Linked DNA regions of Mus musculus: region 2 is linked to region 1. The links are chromatin contacts, found by POLR2A ChIA-PET in ENCODE. All regions are on one chromosome and are shown on one strand. The core of a region is the stretch at or near the end of the contact, and the rest is flanking DNA. Distances in the headings are between cores, read along the strand shown. Region 1 holds the start of Mynn (myoneurin). Region 2 holds the start of Lrrc34 (leucine rich repeat containing 34).

What was found. ChIA-PET counts read pairs that join two places held with the same protein, here RNA polymerase II (POLR2A).
Region 2: POLR2A ChIA-PET joins it to region 1 with 35 read pairs in embryonic stem cell. The contact joins the promoter of Lrrc34 here to the promoter of Mynn in region 1. POLR2A ChIA-PET finds 5 or more read pairs at or near these places in 4 of 5 experiments (Patski and embryonic stem cell).

Annotation. Positions count from the first base shown.
Region 1 is chr3:30,598,008-30,604,622 of GRCm38, forward strand. It overlaps Mynn (myoneurin), which reads left to right and starts at 4,080. Exons shown (of 8, transcript NM_030557.3): 1 at 4,080-4,688; 2 at 5,497-5,793. The coding sequence starts at 5,528. n-TVaac8 (a tRNA gene) reads left to right here and starts at 3,263; the gene lies at 3,263-3,335. Actrt3 (actin related protein T3) reads right to left here and starts at 1,863. Exons shown (of 2, transcript NM_029690.2): 1 at 1,649-1,863; 2 at 1-742. The coding sequence starts at 1,842.
Region 2 is chr3:30,644,096-30,650,084 of GRCm38, forward strand. Lrrc34 (leucine rich repeat containing 34) reads right to left here and starts at 3,723. Exons shown (of 11, transcript NM_027941.1): 1 at 3,575-3,723; 2 at 1,100-1,220. The coding sequence starts at 1,209. It overlaps Lrriq4 (leucine-rich repeats and IQ motif containing 4), which reads left to right and starts at 3,874. Exons shown (of 6, transcript NM_001290510.2): 1 at 3,874-4,165; 2 at 5,810-5,989. The coding sequence starts at 4,131.

The DNA of each region.
Region 1 (6,615 bases), core at 2,830-5,329:
TGCCACATCCTTAATGAGTCGCTTATCTAAACCAGGAAAAGACGTTGATCCTCCCGAAAGGATGATATTGGAGAAGAAGGAGTTCCTGAGATCTGTATCACATTTCATTATGCTGCCGAAGCACATCTTGTCGATGCCCGGAGCATCAACATTCACAAGATATGGAGAAAAGAGGGCCTCTGGGCAATGAAATAACTGCTTATGGAGTTTGACAGTCTTTCCATCAGGCAGGGTGTATATTTTCTCTAGGTTAGAGTCCTTGGTCATTTCATCTTCATAGTTCATCGCCACATAACAAGCATTCTCTTTAATGTCTGTAACAACCTTCCTGTCCCCGGTTCTAAGCAGCATGATACCATCACCCTTCAACAACATCATGAGGTAGCTGGTGAGGTCAGATCCTGCCACATTTAGCTGTTTTACACCATGAGATAGGCAGTAACCCTCAAAGATGGGCACACACTGAGTAATCCCAGCTCCTGAATTCAGCACCAGGCCAGTAGTAAAGCCAGCAGCGAAGAGAGCCAACACCGCCTGGGCGGACATGTAGAAGGCAGGGACTCCCAGATTCTCAAAAAACACTTCGGAGATGTGTTGCCGGTCTGCCAGTGGATTCAGCGCAGGTTCTGTAACCAAGACCGGGCCATCACTGGCGTTCAGGTTCAGGTTGTAGTCATAGATATGCTTCCACATGATCTCCATGTCCCCCCAGGAGGAAATGAGACCCCGTTCCACTGGATAGCTGGAGGGAGGACAATAAAATATATAAGTCTTGTGCTTTTATGGTTGTTGCTAATGGTGGTTTTAGATTTGGCTTAAATTATTATTATTATTACTATTACTATTATTATTATTATTTGATAGTTCTTGTTTTGAGACAGAATCTCATTATGTTGTGCTGGCTAGCTTAGAACCCATGACACTTGCCTCCAGCACTCAGGAGGCAGAGACAGGCAGATCTACGATTTCAGGCCAGTCCAAACAATAGAACTAGTTTTAGGATAGCCAGGGTTACACAGAGAAACTCTACATCAAATAAACAGACAGACAGACAGACAGACAGACAGACAGACAGACAAATAAAACAAACTCAGTATGCAAACCAAGATGGCTTGGAATGCACAGACTCCCCTGCCTTTACCCGATTGAAGGTGAAGGCTACCATTCTTAAATAGAAACTGTTAATTCTACCTTTCTGTTCCTTTGCATCCAAGGGGACTATTTATCATTATTGTTTTCTGTAATTGACAAAGTAACTTCCAGTAAACAGCACAGCTACTTTTCTCTGCAGTCATTTTGCTTGGCTATTTTTTTCTCTTCTTTGGAGAATGTGACTTCAAAAAGTTGGAAACTTCCCACATTCTGGTATAATTGTAAATAGTTCAAGAGACCACACCGCATGACAAAAGTCACACGTCAAGCCACATTCTTACGCAGGCACATCTAGCATGAACGGCCACTGTATGCTTGAATATATTTGTGTATAGAGAACAGAAGTTTTTGTTTGTTTGTTTGTTTTGGGTTTTTGTTTTTGTTTTTTGTAAGGAGTGGCCTTGGGGTTCCTTCCCTGGTCCTTTCGGGGTGGCTTTAGCTATGGGCTCTCCACCCACTTCCACAAAGCCCCCAAGACTGCAGAGTCCCGCAGTACCTGATGGATAGGAAGCTCCTGCGCTCCTGCGCTTGATCACCCACACACAGCTCCTGCCTGCTGTCCGCCGTATGGCCCTTGGACCGGCCCAGAATATTCGGGTAGACAAACTGGGGCTCCCGGGTCCCAGCCAGGCCCGCCTTGATCATTCCCGAGCCGTTGTCGATCACCACTGGTGGCTGGTAGCCGCTCATGCCGCTGGTGCTGCTGCATCTGCGCCTCCAGACCGCTCTTCCCAGGCTGTGCGGTGACAGGTGTTGGTAATGTCGCGTCACAGAGGACCCGGCCATCTGCTGGCCCGCATGACATGAGTGAGGTGCCTCCTGCGACCGCTTTCCATGGGTTGAGCATCACCGCTGCTCCTGGAAGCTCTCAGCATTAATACCAGAAAACCGGGCTACCCTTGCAAAACATAGAAATCTAACAATTTGCAAGAACCTTTCTCAAACACGCTGAATGTCTATTAAAAAAAAATTCTCTTAAGTCCTTGCACTGTGGTTAACAGTAGTGTTCCAGGGCGAGTGGGAAGCTGGAGGAAGACCCTTAACACCGGCCTTGGAAATATCGCTACAGGAAGGCTCTGCCTGGCTTCTGTAAGGATCAATTTCAGGGAGTGCTGGGGTGTGAAACGAGTTTATGTTCTGTATAGTAAAGTAAACAACGTTACATCTTTCCTGTCCTTTCTAAAGATATACACAAAAAGGCAAAACCTTTTGGGTTTTGTAAGATGGTGCATTTTAGCACAGGCTGCCCTCGAACTCAGCGGAATTCCCCTCTTCAGGCTCTGAGTTCTGGGATGCTCGGCTCCCCTCCTTCCCCTTTTCTTTTCTCCGTTCATTTCTCTCTCTCTCTCTCTCTCTCTCTCTCTCTCTCTCTCTCTCCCTCCCTCCCTCCCTCCCTCCCTCCCTCTTCCCCCCCCTCCTTCCCCCCTTATTTCATCCTTTTCTTCATCTTCTGGATTATATCTCTAGGTCCTCCGAAGCTAATTTTCATTTCCTGAGGTTGATGTTTTAGGAATAAGAACATGTCTGCCATTTGGTAAGAATATAAATGCCTTAGATCATTATGAAGTTCAGTTCAGAAAAAGAAAGTACACTGCGCAGCAAAAAATGAACGTCTTGGTGTCTGGTTTCGCGCATCCTTTAGGGGCTTTAAAACAGCACACAAATAGAAGCTTTGGTTTCGAAGCAGGATGGGGAAAAGGGTAATTTACACGTGCTTCCACCAAAACCCGCCAAAGCACTGTACTGCGCCAAATCACAGGCCCTGGCTACAGCGCGCCGCTGCTTCCCAGCTGGAGGAAAGCATAACCTGTCTAAAATGAGAAAAAAAATGAAATTCGGCCAGGAACTAAGTGTGCCTGCTGGTCTCTAGTGGTGTACCCGCCGGGCTTAGCAAAACAAGAAAAAGACAGAATGAATGAAAGGAAGGAAGGGAGAAAAAGAAATTGCAAACAAGTTCAAACTTTTAAATAGTCTCAGCCTGTTAAGTTAACTGTGCTTTGTTAATATTTTTTCTCTCTCCTCATTGAAAAATGCATAAACCTTAAACAGGTGTGAAACGTATATGACGACATCACATAAGAAGAACATTTCAACACACCAGTGCAACCAAGTTTCCGTAGTGTAGTGGTTATCACGTTCGCCTAACACGCGAAAGGTCCCCGGTTCGAAACCGGGCGGAAACATATCTTTTAAAACGGTAACCCGCCCATTAAAGAAACGACCTTGAATCAGCTGTTTTAATGTTGATAACAAACGCCCCAACACACAGACGAGAGCAGCAACAAAAAGGGCTGATGAAGTAGGTAGCTACTGATTCTAGAAGGCATTCTCCCAATCTCTAGCCTCTGAAGCATGTCTGTATTCAGTTTTCTCCCCTCGAGATTCCATTTCCCCCCCCTCCTGTCAGGCTAAATTTTGTTCTTAATTTATATGTCAACTTCACTAAATATTTCAGAATTAACACATTATCGAAAGGGTTTGACAAAAAGATGAAATTAAAAAGAAATTTATACTCAGACATATAAAAAAGTAGCCTCAACATTTTTCTTATAAAAACGACTCGTGGTTTTATTCACAAATTCTTCACAGAGATATAAGCAAAAAGATTCCGGTATGGAAAAAACTCTCAGAGTTTTTGAGACTGTCTTTTAAATAAAGTCACAGGTAAATTCCTTAAAAAGCATAAACGTAACTTATACCAACAAACGTTTCAGTTGTGCTTTTTAAGATTTATGACGTCCGCAGGTTCTAGGGAAGAACACATCAAAACTTAACTTTGCTCTTCTCCCTTTACTGCACTAACTCTGATTTCGAGGTAAATAACTGTGCTAAAATTATTCTGGTTCAGACGTAGGAAAACCTTTTCCGGTAGAAAGCCCACCTTCCTCCCACGTTGCGCATGCCCAGTGTGCCCTGCTGCTTTGCTTTGCTTTCGAACATCTCATCTCTGTTGCCAGGTAAGGGCATTCTGGTAGATGAGCTTTGGTGAGCCGGTTCAAACAGAATTCTGGGGGTCCCAAGAGCTTTCGGATATGCAAAAGAGGAAGGAGTGATTGGTCTCGACTTAAGCATATCCCTCCCACTCGCCCCGGTCAAGAACCAGGGTGCACAACACAGTCATCTCCACTGGAGGGGCGCTAATGAAGACAGGATGACAGGCGAGGAAAAGAACTACAACTCCCAGCATGCAGCGCGCAGCGCGGTTCCCGGAGAGGCCGGCTCTGCACTCAAGCCCGGTCTCCATCCAGAATCTGGGCCGACAGCTGCGGGCTGACAAGGTGAGCAGCTCGCACCGGATGCGAGTGAGCAAGGAGGTGTGATCCGGAGACCTGGGCATGCCGGGAAGTCAGGGCTCTGAGACCCAGCTCGCCGGCCCTAGTAGACTTTTAGCGTCCTATCTCCGGTGTCCCCAATGGACCACACACCCGGACGTGACGCTATCGCAGAGGAGGAAGGGAGAGGCGGAGCGTCGCAGTGACGTCCTCCCAAGATGGCGGTGAGAGAGTGAAGAAACTGTTTCCCTTGGGCGGCTACGGGTGAGTGCCGCCCTCTGTCTGGCCTGTCGTCCCTGCGTTCTGGGATCCCGGGGTCTTATGTGGTCCGGCGCCTCGGAGATCGAGCGCGATTCGGGGCGGAGGAGGGTGTCTAGGCAGAGGCAGCGTCCGCGGTATATGTAGTCATGGCCGGTGCCGTGGGAACTCGCGGGAGTGCAAGCTGGGAGTGCAAGGCAGCGGTGGCCGGGGACTGGCTAGGACTGTCGCCCTCCGCCGCTGCCAAGCAAGCAGCGGGCAGGCAAGGGGTGTGTCCTCCTCCGGAGAGTGATGGAACCTTTGACACAGCGGGTCGGGGCGTTCCCGCCCCCTTGCACTTGCCTGGAGCTTGGAACCTCACCATCTCTGCTTACAGGGTTCAGTGATCAGAGAGCAATGGGAACAACTCGTATCGTGTTCTTATCCTGTTTCAAGGAGGCTTTTCTTAGTCTATTTGTTTAAGCACCTTCAGGTAAAGATGCCTGTTGGAGCTTAAAAGTTTGAGGGGTCAACTCTAGAAGCTTAGGATTTTACGGCCCTGTTTACAACTGTGACATGTTTTTTTTTGTTGTTGTTGTTTTTGTTTTTGTTTTTTTCACTGCCTTTTATTGCATTAGTGTTCTAGTGCAGTAAAACAAAGAAAAGCATTTAATCACCACGAGTGTTCGATGAGGCTTTTGGGGGTTGGGAGGCAAAGGAAGAGCTGTGTTCTTTGGGTTTAGTCTTTTGTCCCACACTCCCTTACCGCTGCATGGGTGAATGTTTGATGAAAGCTTACGGCTATCAGTTCACCGTCTCTTCTTGTCTTTTTTAGATCAAGGGTGAAATCCCATTCTGCTAGCAAAATGCAGTATTCACACCACTGTGAGCACCTTTTAGAGAGACTGAATAAGCAACGGGAAGCGGGATTTCTTTGCGACTGTACCGTAGTGATTGGAGAATTCCAGTTTAAGGCGCATAGGAATGTGCTTGCCTCCTTTAGTGAGTATTTTGGGGCGATCTACAGAAGCACTTCTGAGAACAATGTTTTTCTTGATCAGAGTCAGGTGAAGGCTGACGGATTTCAGAAACTGTTGGAGTTTATATATACAGGAACTTTAAATCTCGACAGGTAAAGTACATGTTTTTATTCAGTTATAAAATCTAGTCTTTAGAGCTAGATTCCTGTTTTTCCAGTTTGCTCTCCATGCTCATTCTCAGTGTTGTTACACAACACACACACACACACACACACTATAGCTTCAGTAGAACTGTTGAGGATGAAAAGATGTTTGGTAAGCACAAAAAACACATTAAAGCTGGTGGTGGGCGGCAGAGGCAGGCAGGACCTAATAAATTCAAGGCCAGCCTGGGCAACAGAGGAAGTTCCAGGACAGCCAGGGCTACACAAAGAAACCCTGTCTTGAAAAAACAAAAACAAACAAACAATACACATTAAAGTCAAGAATTCCATCTGACAGACTTATTCACCAAAAAAAAAAAAAAAAGGCTCTATTTCAATTTTGCAAATTCTGAATTTAAAGTAGGTTTTCCTTTGGTCTTCATGTCCCTCAGGCCCTCTCTCACACAGTCTCTGTCCGTTGCTGCTTCTAGGGTATTTGGAGTAGAGTTGTTGAAGAACCACCTCAGGCCTCATGGCCTCATGGCCTTCTAGTGCTCATATTTAAATGGCAACGTGCAGGACTTTCTGATTGTGGTTCTGGAAAGTAACTTCGTGGAAATGCAAGTAGCATTAAGTCTGTTCCCGTTGTCAACCTATCCAAAGCTTGAATCAAGCCAGAGGCATCACTGTGTTTCTCTTAAGGGTCTTAACCGTTGGGCTCCAGAGGTGCATTGGTCAAGTGCCTGCCGTGCAAGGATGAGGACCTGATTTCGGGTCCTTAGCCACCAAATAAAAGCAGTTTTGTGATACCAGTGCTGCTGGGGTGGAGCT
Region 2 (5,989 bases), core at 2,473-4,972, 46 kb after region 1:
CCCTTGAGGGGAGGTCACAGTGGGAGCAGCTTTAAGCAGCTAGTTCCCATCATTCTCACAGTTAAGAGTAGACAGAAAGAAATGAATACATGCTCATTTGGATGCATGTATTCAGCGTGATTTCTCCAGTTCAGGACCCCTGCCTAAGAAATGGTGCTGCCCACAGTGGGCTGAGTCTACCCACCAATTGACTTACTCAAGAAATTCCTCTACAGACACTGACACAGCCTCATCAAATAGAAAAGTCCTTGTTGTTCCCAAATGGAGCTAGGCTGTATCAGGTTGGCAAAGCTAATCATCAAACCCACTCTTGACACAAGGACACCTTAGGTTTCTATCTTTGTGATGAAACACCATGACCAAATCAACTTGGGTAGGAAAGGGTTATTCCACTATTGAGGGAAATCAAGTAGGAACTCAAGGCAGGGACCTGGAGGCAGGAACTGAAGGAGACGCCATGGAGGAGTTCTGCTTCCTGGCTTGCTGCCCTTAGCTTCCTGTCTCTTTTCTCATACCCAGGACCATATGCCCAGAGTTGGCACCAACCCACAGTGATCTGGGCTCTTCCATATTCATCATTAATCAAGAAAATGTCCCCACTGACTTGCCTACGGGCAATCTGATGGGAGTATTTTCTCAATGGTGGCCTCTTTGCCCATGTAAATCTAATGTGTCAAGTTAACAAAACAAAACAGATACAAGAGCAACAACCAGGACAAAGGACTTGGGGATATTTAGCCAGCTCATGGGAACTAAGGTAAGTACAGGGGCCCTGGCTTGAGGGCTCTGGGTCTAGTGCTGTCCCCATGTCAGATACCACTCCAAAGATCTTACAGTGTCACAGATCTACCCATTAACTATGTCCATTTTACTGAGCTTTTTTTTTTTTTTTTGGTTTTTCGAGACAGGGTTTCTCTGTGTAGCCTTGGCTGTCCTGGAACTCACTTTGTAGACCAGGCTGGCCTCGAACTCAGAAATCCGCCTGCCTCTGCCTCCCGAGCCATTTTCAAGTGGGGATAAAATGGCTGAATGGTCCAGGGTTCACAGGAATGAGAATCAGTGGAAACTTTTGATACAATAGAATACTTAGCTTCCTTACCGCTTTTCAATTTCTTCATCCAGTTTTTGGAGTATATTCAGTATGAAAGGATTAGTTTTCCGTATGTTTTCTGAACATAAGTAACAGTACTGGGCCTGGAGCTTCTCCATCGACTCTGGAGCTTTGGAAACATAAATGCATCATTCATCATCAGGTACCAAATGATCCCCAAAGCTTCAGCAACAACTAAGCTTCCTTCAAAGAAACGAGTGTGCATGCGTGTGTATGTGTAGCAAGGGAGAGGAAGGAAGGAAAGGAGAGAGAACTAAGGGTGGGGCTGGACAGCTATAAATATAACCAGAGACAGTGGGCAGACTGTGACTCCAACCAGCATCCTATCTGAAAGAGAACAACTAACCTCTATCATGTGTTGGGCTTGGTAGTGGAGAAAAAGATATCCAGAGAAATTACTCTGGGCAAAATCAAACTGACTCTAAAGCCTGCATGTGCCCCATTGGGTTCCAAAGACGGGGCAACAATCTAACTCCAGAAGGACCCGAGAAATTAGCCCACTTGGATTGGATACCTTGACACCAAACCACTTTGATAGCATCTTCACAGCAGATTGAGGTCTAGCTCTCAGAAGCATTTCCCCTACCTAGGCCCTCTTCCATCTCCTCGTTCTAAGTCTTTACTTCCTGTGTGTGGTGGAAATCCAGGGATTGTGCATGTGGAAGCCAGAGGTTGCTATCAAGTGTCATTGTCCTCTGTTCTCTGCCCTATTGTTTGAAATGTCACTGAACCACTATTACAGACACTGTTTAGGCTTAGATTGGCTGGCTCCAGAGCCCTTGAGAGCCACCCATCTCCAACCCCAAACGCTAGGGCTTCAGACATACACTCCTGAAGCCTGGCTGTTATATGAGAGCTAGGGATCAAAACTCACACCCCCATACTTGTGCTTCACCCGGTTCAGCCATCACCCCACCCCCACCTATGTTTTGCTTTTAATAAAAATAAACAAATAGGAGCTGAGGTCTCTGTTACGCAGCAGCTTTCCTAGTAGTTCCACTACTTTAAACTGTTACCTTTCCTTTCTTTTCTTCTTCTAAACACAGGGTCTCGCTGTGTTCTTCAGAATGGCCTTGAACTCACAGTCATCCTTCCCCGGCTACACAGGTATCGGGGATCACAGGTGTGTGCTAGCACACCTGGCTCCAATATTACTTTAAAGACATTTCTTGTGAACTCTGGGTCCTCCATAATGGAAGCCATGTTCTTACTCTTGTAAAACACTCATGCTACTGGCTTGATTATTCTACTTTCTGTGTACATGTATTTCAGAATACACTCTGCCACCTCACACTTTAAGTAGCCTGGCTTCTTAGATGCCAGCTGCTTCTCTAAATTTCTATATTTTAAAAGCATCCACTGCTGAGTGGCCATCTACACTCTAAGAGTTTACCACTCAAAGCTGCAGACCAAGACCTAAGATCTGCTATATTTAAGCTGAAAGGAAATGAACTTTTCTTATAATTTTTAAAATAGTTATTTTAAGTTTATTTGTGTTTGTATGTGTGTGAGAGAGATACACCAGGACTTAGGATATTTATAATATTTAGGTTCTGCTGAGCTTCGGAAGGGGGGATGGGACCTGAATGCCCCATTCTGAGATGTCTGTGGCACTTAGGGAAGGAACATCAACTAAGTGCAGTATTAGCATCCTGGAAACAGATGCTCCTGTGGTTTCTAAACAAAAGCCAGAGCTGGGCGCCTTTCTACTGGCGCCCTTCCTGCCTCAGGCTACTAACTTCTTGGGGGTGGAACACCAGCACTAATGGTGTCTGCCCTTCTAGGGGTCAAAAGCAAAGGCAGGACTTGAGTCTCTCCACGCTGTTTTCTTCAGAGGCCCCGTGACTGAGAAGGCAGCAGTCACACCCATGGGTGGAGGACAAAAGCATACAGTCTTTCCGCAGCCCCGTCCTCCTCTTCCATCAGGCTCCAGGTCAAACTAGCAGTGTCGGTGTTCCCTCCTTTATCATCTTATTTCCCTTATTAATGTCTCTCTGGGCAGTCTCTCCGGCCCCCACAACACACACTTTAAAACAATAGTCTAAAAGTAGTGGCAGGAACTCTGGTTTCTCACAACTGCCCAACAACTCCTGAATATATCCCCAGTCTTATGTTTAATTCGTTAAATTCATGGATGCACTCAAAGTGCACATGGAATTATATATATGAATGGAAATGTCACAATGAAATCCCTTCTTCTATATGATATTTAAAAAAAAATAAGATAAAGTGATTAAAAGAAACTGTGGGTAGTCTAGAAGTGGGAACTCAGAAAAACTCTGAGGAGCTTCTTGCTTATCTGAGGTATTTTCCCGTAACTTCCACAAATTCAGGGGCGCAGAGCCTCCCCTCCCCGCGGCATACCTCCCCCAGACCCTCCTCAAAAAGCAGGAGGGAGGCCAGAGCAAAGCCACTCTCCTCACGAAGACAGGGGACCAGCGTTGGTCAAGGGCGCCTCCATACCTGGGGCTTCTGCAGGCGGGATCCGCTGCCCTTTCCTTCGCCTAGAGCCCGGTGCCCCTTACCCAGCTCGCTTTGCGGACCTCGACCTCTAAAGAGGAAGGCCGCCGTGGCTGAGCTTTTTCAACAGTCTGCCCCTGCTCAGTCCTCACAGGGCTCGGCCCACTACGAGTCCAGTAACCAGAGTCGCTCCCATGGCAACCACAGAAGCTTCCTTTTGGAGAAAGAGGGAAGAGGCGGGGCCACCGTTAAGAGGGCGGGGTACTCTATAACCTCGAGGCCTGAAGTGGGAGGCAGTGATCATCACTTTAAGCCTATCCGCTCTAGGTTACACATTCTGATGGTGGAGCTTCGAGGGTTTAGGAGCCTCATCTGCTGGGCTAGGGACTAGGACTACAAACCCTGGTGACCCAGCCTGTCTCACCTTTTCCGAAGGGCTAAGCTCGGAATCTAATGGTAGAACCTCCAAGTGTGTAGTAGTTTAAAGGATTTTTTTTTTGAAGGGGTAGAGCCCCCTGGAAGAGTTTCCTTGAGAAGGCGACTTCCAGACTAATCTGAGATGGCCTATCCCAGTGCCAAGCTGCAGATGCACAGGTACAGTCAGTACTCAAGAGTATGGAGGCAGGCAAGGTCGTATCCATGTGGAGTCTTCGCATCTTCTTTGTAGTAAGGCTGTGAAGGAATGGGGCAGGATGTTCGGGACCCTTGGATGCTCGGTTGTAGACCCACCGATGATGAATCTAGTCTGGAAGTGGGGTCTGAAATAGTCACAGAAATCTAGGAGAGGTGATAAGTTAAAAGTGAATAACTAAATATGTAAGTCCTTGCCACATAGGCAATTTCCATCCCTCTGCCTCTACTACCAGGAAAGCCCGGGCAAGGCCGAAGTTCTGGGTGGGTACAGGAATTGAGTTTCAAGGTCCTTTCTCCACAGGTAGCATGCTAAAGTGCAGAAATATGTGCATTTACCCCTTGAGTTTCCAGGAAAGTCCCTAAGTTAGCCTCTGCCCCTTTCTGTCTCAGATTCTTTTGAATTAAGAAGGTAGAAGAAAGGAAAGGTTGGAGATGCTGTACCAGTGGGGTGGGAGGGGGAAAGGGGAGGGGGAAGGGGCAGGGGAGGGGTGGAGTGGGGTGTGCTCTGCCTCTGGAGCAAGCAGTACAGCAACTGACTGAGACCAGGATTCTTCTTAGTCCTACCTGCACCATCCCCAAAGGGCTCTTATCGATCAAATATCTAATGGAACCCTGGCTGGTGGGAAAACTCACCCTGCACTTGCGAGTACTCCAGACTAGAGGAGTTGCCCCTCTTGACAACCACGGAACTATTAAAAATTGTTCTCTTTGGTTGGGTTCTCCTGTCCCAGGCATGGTTGGTTTGTTCAGTTAGCTTTTTGTTTGCCTATGGAAGGCTGGCTTCTCTGCCTACCCAGCCTCACCAGACATGACCTTCCACCGGTCTTTTATATACATAGAGAAAAGTGGTTGCTGATCATTAATTTTCATCTCTGATAACTTTATATATAATATATATTATGTATGATATAATTTTTCTCAATGTCTTCTGGGGGTGATGGCAAGAGCTATGACCTTTTGGAACCTTCTAGAACTCATCTGAAACTAAATCAAAATAAGCATCTTAAAAAGTTATTTGTTTTTGTTTTTCTATTGTTTATAAGACGGGGGTCTCACTGTGTATCTCAGGCTGTCCTGGAACTCACTGTGTAGACCAGGTTGGTCTCGAACTCACAAAGACCTACTTGTCTTTGCCTCTCCAGTGTTGGGAACAAGGTGTACAACACTATGTATGCTCATCTGTGAAAAAACAATTATGCAATTTTGGGGGTGAGCTGGCTGGGAGTCCAGGAGCTCCCGAGGACAGGTGAAGGCATGGGATCCTCCTGGAGCCAGAGTTACAGGCAGTTGTGAGCCTCCAGATTTGGGTGTTGGGGTCCCCAACTGGGTTCCTATGCAAGAGCAATAAGTGCTTTTAAAGTATTTTTAAAGGCATTTTTAAGCCTCTAATCAAGCAAGTTTTTGAAGCTGAAATGAGGCCATCTGTGTGTTAACACATGTGCACAAACTTCCTAGAAAGAGTTGCTTACCCTTTAACTCTCAGCCTGACATGATTTTTTTTAGAAAAAAAAAAATCTAAATTTTATGTTGCAGAATAATTTCAGTCATTTAACCTTTGCGCTCCCCTCCCCCCACCTCCCAATCCCCCCTTTCACGGTATTTCAGATTTGACATAATTGACACCTTCAAAACCCTGACCAAGGAACTACTGAGACAAGAACATTTACCCAAGGTTCTTCAGAAAAAAGAACCCCACCAGCTCACTGATAGAACATTTTTCATTGATGGTTCCAACCAGGGGTTGAAGACCATCCCGTCAGAGATTTTGGCATTAAAAGAATTAGA